Linked DNA regions of Homo sapiens: all the other regions are linked to region 3. A link is a loop called in an ENCODE intact Hi-C map of the cell type or tissue named here. Cell type or tissue: mammary epithelial cell. All regions are shown on one strand.

Region 1 (2,500 bases), 180 kb after region 3:
CGGGTAGTGAGGCTAAAATTAAAGAAAGTCACCAGGTTGTGAAAAGCCTGAAAAGGAAACCTTTGTTAGCAGTTTTTAAAGCAATGGACTGACATCATCTGAACTCAGCTTTAGCAAGACTGATCTGAAAGTAGTAATTAACATGAATTGAAGTAGGACAGAGGCAGATACAGAGACATTCAGGAGGGAATAGCTTAAGAAAATGGTCATATAGCCTTGAAACAGTGAAAAACTGAACAGAAGGGGCAAAGGCGAGGGTTAACTTTAATGTGAAAGCAGCAAAATCTGGCAATCAGTTGCATATGGCAGGTAAAGGAGAAGGGGGGTCATGGATGTGTTCTTCTAATGGGCTAGAAATTCTCCGTAGGATTGCACTGCACTCCAGCCTGGGTAACAGAACAAGACTGTCTCTTAAAAAAAAAAAGAAAAGAAAAAGAAAAGAAATTCTTCCTAGAACTGAACTATTTTTGTGGCTAACTCATTACAAAGAATTCTTTGTGGCAGTATTGAGAGCTAATTTCAATACAAAAGAAAGGGGAAGGCCGGGGGCGGTGGCTCATGCCTGTAATCACAGCACTTTGGGAGGCCGAGGTGGGTGGATCACGAGGTCAGGAGATCGAGACCATCCTGGCTAATGCGGTGAAACCCCGTCTCTACTAAAAATACAAAAAATTAGCAGGGCATAGTGGCGGGCGCCCGTAGTCTTCATTTGTACCACCCTAATGAGCATATGGGGAACCACTGAAGAGTTTTAAGCAAGGTAGTTAACATGATTAGCAGTGAGAGACGGAAGAGGAGAGTGCTCTATCAGCCATTTGCTGACTCAAAAAGATTTAATGACTGTTGACATATAGGTGGGGCAGAAAGGTGGGTAAGAAAAAGAGTCCAGGAAAAATTCAGATTTCTAAGGTTGTCATTTGGATAAAAGTCACTCCAAGTAGAGAGACAGAAAGAGATGAGGGGGCCAGAGTAAAAGCAAGAAATTAATTTTGGGAAATGTGAAGTCTGAGGGGCCTGTGTGATATTCAGCTTCAGTCATAAATAGAGTTAGAGTTCCCAAGAAAGGCATCACCTGAAGAACTGAGAGTAACTGTTCTAAACGAAACACTGAGGTTCCCTAGAAAGAGAATGAAACTTAGGCTGTAACATGAAATGAGATGAAGGCTAAGAAAATAATTCCAGAAAATCCAGAAACTTTTCAACTTGTGAGTGTTCTGAGAATACACAAAACCATGAACTGAGGCACAAAATAAATAAATAAATAAATAAAGCATTGGCTCTCACTGCTGCCAACAGATGGTGCTAGAACTTACTTGAGAGTTTCACTTAGGAAGAATTTTGGATACCTATTCCATCCCAAGTAGCAGAGCTTCTGAATCAACATCTAAGTGTAGATGGGTAACAAAGCAGAGGTAGATGTTAACCAGGAAAGAACAGCACCACCACAGGAGCCAAAGGAAGAGAATATTCTTTTTATTTAAAAGAAGGCAAAAATCATTACAAACATACATTCATTCAGCAAATAGACGGGTCTACAAAGTACCAGAAACCCTAAATGGTAAAAATTCATAGTGAACGAGACACAGTTTATGTCCTCAAAGAGTTTACAGGTAAATGCTACAGCAAAATCAAGTAAAAACTAAACATTTTCCTTTTGGTTTAGCTTTTAGAAGATGGCAGATGACCTACAGACATAAGCTCAGCATCAGACCACAGTGGGCTCGCTGATGTAGGAGAAGTGAAGAGGAAACCATAGACATTAAGCTTCTCTTCAAGAATCTTAGGTGGAAACAAGACAGAAATAAGGCAGCAGCAAAAGGATGTTAAGAGACTATGTTCCATATATGCAGAATACCTCACCAAGACACACCTGAACTCCAAGAGCTTACTATATACACACTTGGACATAGGTACATATAAGAGAGAGAAGAATCACATTTTAAACTGACTCCATAATACATTTTGCAATAGAGGCCTGAATTATTAAAATTACATTCTAATGTTATTAATTGTGATTATTAATGGTTCTTTTACTATGCTCTGGTTTAAGTCAAGTTGAAAATTAGAAGGCAATCATGAAGCCACAAAATTTCAATCATCCTCAGAAGAAGGAGGAAATGAATGGGGATACCCTGGTATTAAACATATGCACAGGACCAAATTATGTGTTAAAGGGAGATAGATACATGAAATATTTTAGAACTGTGTTTATCAGCCCCTTCAAGAGACTATGGAGAGAGATTTAAGAAAAAAAAAAAGCATTGGGGATAAGAAGAGAGACATGATGCAGCAGAAGCAAGTAAGTATTCTAAGTACAAGTACTTATTAGAAAGAATAATGTGATATTAACAAGTCTAGCTGACATAGTCTGCATCAGTTTTATCATTCCAGCAAATAATCTCAGGACAACATTATTTTGACAGCATATGACATGAATCAAATGCATATCATAGGAAGAAGAAAGAAGTTCCTATCTGTGTCTAGTAAACAGAGTGACAAG
Region 2 (2,500 bases), 58 kb before region 3:
AATAATTCTTTATATTATGACATACAGCTGGAAAGTGACTGTGTAGCATACAACTGGAAAGTGACTGTGTAACACAAAACACATCTTCTACATTCAAAAATTGACCATTTATTGCGGTATACATTTAGTTTCTGATACTTATAGGGAAACTCGAAGACAGTATCCTAAAATCTGCCACAGACAATGGAGGATGGATTGACACAAAGTTGTGTGATAGACCTTTAGAGACAGTATGACCGAAAGAGTGGCAACCCAAAACTAAATGCATAATTTCAATATGTAATTTTCACAGCAGAGATTTTATAATTTTCATATTTCAAAAATTAAGTTTATCTAATGGCAATAAAAGTGTTTTCCACATAGTTAATGCAATTTAGTGACATCATTTTTTAAGATGTCTGCTAATTTTTGTGTCTGAATTTGTTCATAACAGTCTCAAGCCATCTCTGTTATTACATGTGTTCATATTAGCAGCTGTAAGTAAAGACTAATTCGTGGTTGTTTTATTAGTAGCTTAAATACCATGGGTAGTATTGTTGGCAGTGATGTACTTTTAGAAAAATTTTAGAAAATCTAAAAAACAAAAAATACGATCTTTCCTCAATTTACCCAGTAATTGCATTTCTCCAGAACTCAATGCATAGGTCACTGAGTCTTAAATTTCTTTGTCTCCTATTTGCCAAGACAAAAGCTAAGTTTTTGTGCTGAAATACTTTAAAATTGTATAGGTAATTTGGAAATATGTGATGTGTTGATTAGACACTATGGAAGTAAAAATTATAATATTGAATAATTTATAATTTTAAATACTATCTTAATTGGATTTAAATATGCCTTTTCATGACAACTTTCTTCTAAATTATTTTACTTAATTTCTTTTTAAAAACTTTCAATATTATGTAGCAAAGTACTTGCAATTTACACTTATGGTGGATTTTCTCTGGTATGACATTTGAAAGTCATGTGGGATGTGGGACATGGGACAATTTGTCTTTTGGTGTCCTCTTAATAATTCCAGGACGGCTAGCATTTCTAAGTCCTGACCACAAAAGAACAGCTAATTCCCTCTGCTGTGACTAATAAAAACATTCCTCCAAACTTTCAAACACCCTCAAGGGGGCACTAGTGCCCCAATTGAGGATCAAGGGTTGTCTCTTACCTTTCCTGCACTGAAGGCAATCTGCTCTTCCTCCCTTGTGGTCTATACTTAAATTCTACGAATGTGGAGAGCACCAACTTCCAACTTTGCATAATCTTTCTATTAAGAAAAAAGTTGCCTGTCTACCAATTCCAGCCATTATCTCTGACTCTGACCTCTGTGGGTGTAAAGGGCCGTTCAAAAACTCATTTCCAGGTAACTGTAATTACTTGAAGATTGAGCTCATATTCCCAATGTCTTCCTTTTTCCAAGCTTTACTAATACAGGAAGCTATTAAGTGTTTCTCAGGTCCTAGCAGCTTTCTCCAACTCATTTGGTTTTTCAGTCTCCCTTAAAATTTAAGTTCAGAGGTGGTCTTATCAAAGTAGCATTTAGTGGGCCTATTGGATACTTCACTGAAATTTCTATGTGACATCATGGTCGAAGGTGCCTCAGGAATATGAGTCAAAGTCATGAACTAGTACAACTGTATCTACATAGGACTGTGAGTTAAAACCATGATAGTTTCCCAAACTTATCAAAATGTTTGGAGTCTCCATGTCTCCCTGATAATAGAATGGACTATGTAAACCAGCTTGGAAAATTTATTTAAACTTTACAAGAAGGAAAGTTGAGTTTTCATGGAAATTATTTCTAGTTAATGTAACCCTTAGGATCAATAACCTTTTTCTTATTGGTATCTTAAATATCAAATGGAATATTGTTTCTATCTTATTCCTCTCTGTAGACAAGACAATCTTTTTATGATGTGCCTTTCTTATTTTCTTGAAAACATATAATGTTGGTTTTTATCCTTTAGTCAAAAGATCTGTTCTACTAATCATGTTATTGTGTATATAAGCCCTTTCCATTTTATATAACACAATGCCTGAACACCTATAACTGCTTAACAGATACTGTTGAATGAATTGAAATTGCGGACCTCAAAGTTGAACATAGTATTGCAGTTAATATTTAATCGGAACAAGTTTAACCTTTCAGAGAAGTGAAATAATATCTTGCTTTAGTAGTACCTGAATTGCAGGTTTTGTGTGTGTTTGTGTGTGTTTTTTACAGAACTTTCATTCTAGTTGTTTTATGTTTCTTCCCAGCATTCATTTTGATATATATAGAAGTCATAGTCATTCTCCTTTAAAGAAAAATACAACTTTGGCACAGATTTTTCAGAGCATGTTTGAATCAGAATGCCATTGTTAAAGCTGGGGCCGTAACTGGTTGGGCTAACCTGCAGTTCAATTTATCTATAATAGAGGCCTCTTTAGAATGCCTCTGAATGACTCCTGTGTCATGGAGGGTAGGTTCTACCTCTATAGAAAGAAACCAAACTACCAATGAGTCCAG
Region 3 (2,500 bases):
TTGAAGCCGAGAGGCAGAGGTTGCAGTGAGCCGAGATCATGCCATTGCACTCCAGCCTGGGCAACAGAGCAAGACTCCATCTCAAAGAAAAAAAAAAAAAGAGGGGGGAGAAAAAAAAGAAGCACCATCTGAATAATATGCCATCGGAACATTCTTTTGCAGTGCTGGCGTGGGACGGACAGGAACATTCATTGCCCTGGACAGGCTCTTGCAGCACATTCGGGATCATGAGTTTGTTGACATCTTAGGGCTGGTGTCAGAAATGAGGTCATACCGGATGTCTATGGTACAGACAGAGGTAGGAACATAATCTATATGTATTTTTAAATTTTCCCTGGACTGAAAAACTTACCATTATTCAATGATATGCTTCAAAACAATTCTCTCAAACTTCTTTGTATCTTTCTTTCCCATTTTCTTATTGTATATGTTCAAACTGCTTTGAGGCATAAAAGAAATAGACACTAGCCTCCAGAAATCCATTCGACATATAGTGATTATACTTTTATTGGCATCATAATTCAGAGTGCATGGGTAGATTCGTAAGAGTAAAACCTCTTTGAACAGACTCAGAGTCAATTGCAGATAACAGCCATCCTGGGTAAATGCCACCAAATAGAGACTGTTGAACTGGTGAAATTTGATTTATATTTGAAATGTTGGATTTGATTCAATACATTTGTCATTAGTTTATCCTCCGTGTGACTCTATCCCAATTCACTTTTGATGATGATTAGAAGTTGGATTTGAGCTTTCTGTCCCTTTTATGATTTTAAAGATTCCCAGTCCCCAACCTACCAGCATTGCCAGTTCCCTTCATCTCAATGATGAAGATTTATTATTTTAACAACATGGAAGCATCCCCTGAAATATCCAACAGTGTTACGTGCTCCGTCTTCCTCCTCTTCTCCCGAGTCCTCCCTCCCTGAAAGCCTGAGGATGCACTTAGTCTGGAGCGACAACCCAAGGCAACGCCGGCAGACAGCACCGCCTGCCTCAGAGCAGCCGTGGGTGTGTACCCTTGTGGGCGCAAAAACCCAAGTACAACAGCTTGTTCATAAGCCTCATCACCCAGCCATACTCGCGACTTCTTAGCTTCGGTCTTACAATAATCCTTTTTCTCAAAGAGTATGTGTGGGTGGAGCGCTTGGGTAGAACACAACCTGGCCCGACCTGTAATCAGGGTATTTTTAAAATGCTTTGGTCTTCCTCATGCTTTTCCTACCCAGCACCACTAGATGTCAGTATCACTTCAAAAGCCTAGAGTAATGGCGGCCGTCTCAGCTGTTTCTGCTTTCCCACTCCTTTTACTTTTCTTTCCTCCTACCTCCCCATTCTTGTCTGACCAATTTTTGGCAAGGCTGTTTCAATACATTCATTTCTGAACTACAGCAGGATCATACCACTTGGGAAAGAGTTATCCTCGTTAATATTCAGACCTCTCATTGATAATTAGGAAGCAAGTCCAATTGGTTTCCTCACTTGGTTTCAATCATGCTGCCTAGTAATTTAGTGTGGTGGGGACATCAGTATCACTTTTTAATCATAAGTTTAAAATGTCTGGTTTCCCAGAGGAGTCCACTGTCTGGTGAGTAAACAGTGCTTTATTAATCGGTCCATATTTTTGGCTTTTACTTCCATAAATTTGCACCTTGATATGTGATTAAAAATCCACGTTATGTATATGAATCACCAAGCTTCAAAGAGCCACACCTTATTTTAAGTATTTTGCATTTAATGAATTGTCTCCTCAATTTACTTAATTCATACCTTTTACAACTTCATAGATTTTGGGGCCTGGCGTAGTGGCTCACAGCTGTAATCCCAGCACTTTAGGAGGCTGAGGCGTGCGGATCACCTGAGGTCAGAAGTTGGAGACCAGCCTGGCCAACATGGTGAAACCCCGTTTCTACTAAAAATATTAAAAAATTAGCCTGGCCTGGTGATGGGCACCTGTAATCCCAGCTACTCGGGAGGCTGAGGCAAGAGAGTTGCTTGAACCCAGGAGACGGAGGTTGCAATGAGCTGACATGGTGCCACTGCACTCCAGCCTGGGCGACAGAGTGAGACTCCATCTCAAAAAAAACAAAAAAAACTTAGTAGATTTTAATTATGGCCTGTTTGCTTTTGACTTTTCTCCAACTACAGATTCTTAATCTCTTTCACATGACACATCCTCCATCCCATTTTTAGGGTCATTATCTTTCTTTGGGTGGTTATCAAGCAGCCACCATGTCGCTTTCTGCAAAGCCAAGAAAACGTTTTGTTTTCTCCCTAAATGTTTTACCCTAAATTTTGGTTGTTTTATTTGTTTATGCCAGCATTTTATGTTGATATCTCCGCGGACACAGCCTTTTTAAAGTACAGTATCCCCATCCTGGCCAACATAGTGAAACCCCTTCTCTACTAAAAATACAAAAATTAGCTGGGCGTGGTGGCACACGCCTGTAGTCCCAGCTACTCGGGAGGCTGAGGCAGGAGAATCGCTGGAACCTGGGAG

The links. Peaks named below come from ENCODE experiments on the same cell type or tissue, not always from the same donor. Only the 100,000 strongest peaks of a DNase experiment are listed, where the experiment ranks them.
Region 1: a loop joins it to region 3, with 10 times the contacts of the local background. A loop is called at or near these places in 51 of 110 quality-filtered maps.
Region 2: a loop joins it to region 3, with 7 times the contacts of the local background. A loop is called at or near these places in 66 of 110 quality-filtered maps.

The regions. Positions count from the first base shown.
Region 1 is chr12:15,771,303-15,773,802 of GRCh38, forward strand. All of the region lies in intron 1 of EPS8 (EGFR pathway substrate 8, signaling adaptor), which reads right to left. Among named protein-coding and RNA genes, the nearest start is that of EPS8, 17 kb to the right of the region's middle. In mammary epithelial cell, a CTCF peak has its summit at 1,292 (motif pointing right); no DNase peak of the experiment used is centred here.
Region 2 is chr12:15,531,460-15,533,959 of GRCh38, forward strand. All of the region lies in intron 12 of PTPRO (protein tyrosine phosphatase receptor type O), which reads left to right. Among named protein-coding and RNA genes, the nearest start is that of PTPRO, 210 kb to the left of the region's middle. In mammary epithelial cell, a CTCF peak has its summit at 1,118 (motif pointing right); a DNase peak (open chromatin) is centred at 1,122.
Region 3 is chr12:15,589,293-15,591,792 of GRCh38, forward strand. It overlaps PTPRO (protein tyrosine phosphatase receptor type O), which reads left to right. Exons shown (of 27, transcript NM_030667.3): 25 at 163-298. Among named protein-coding and RNA genes, the nearest start is that of EPS8, 200 kb to the right of the region's middle. RefSeq lists enhancers at 928-977, 1,258-1,317. In mammary epithelial cell, a CTCF peak has its summit at 1,238 (motif pointing right); a DNase peak (open chromatin) is centred at 1,199; H3K4me3 peaks cover 308 bases; H3K27ac peaks cover 227 bases.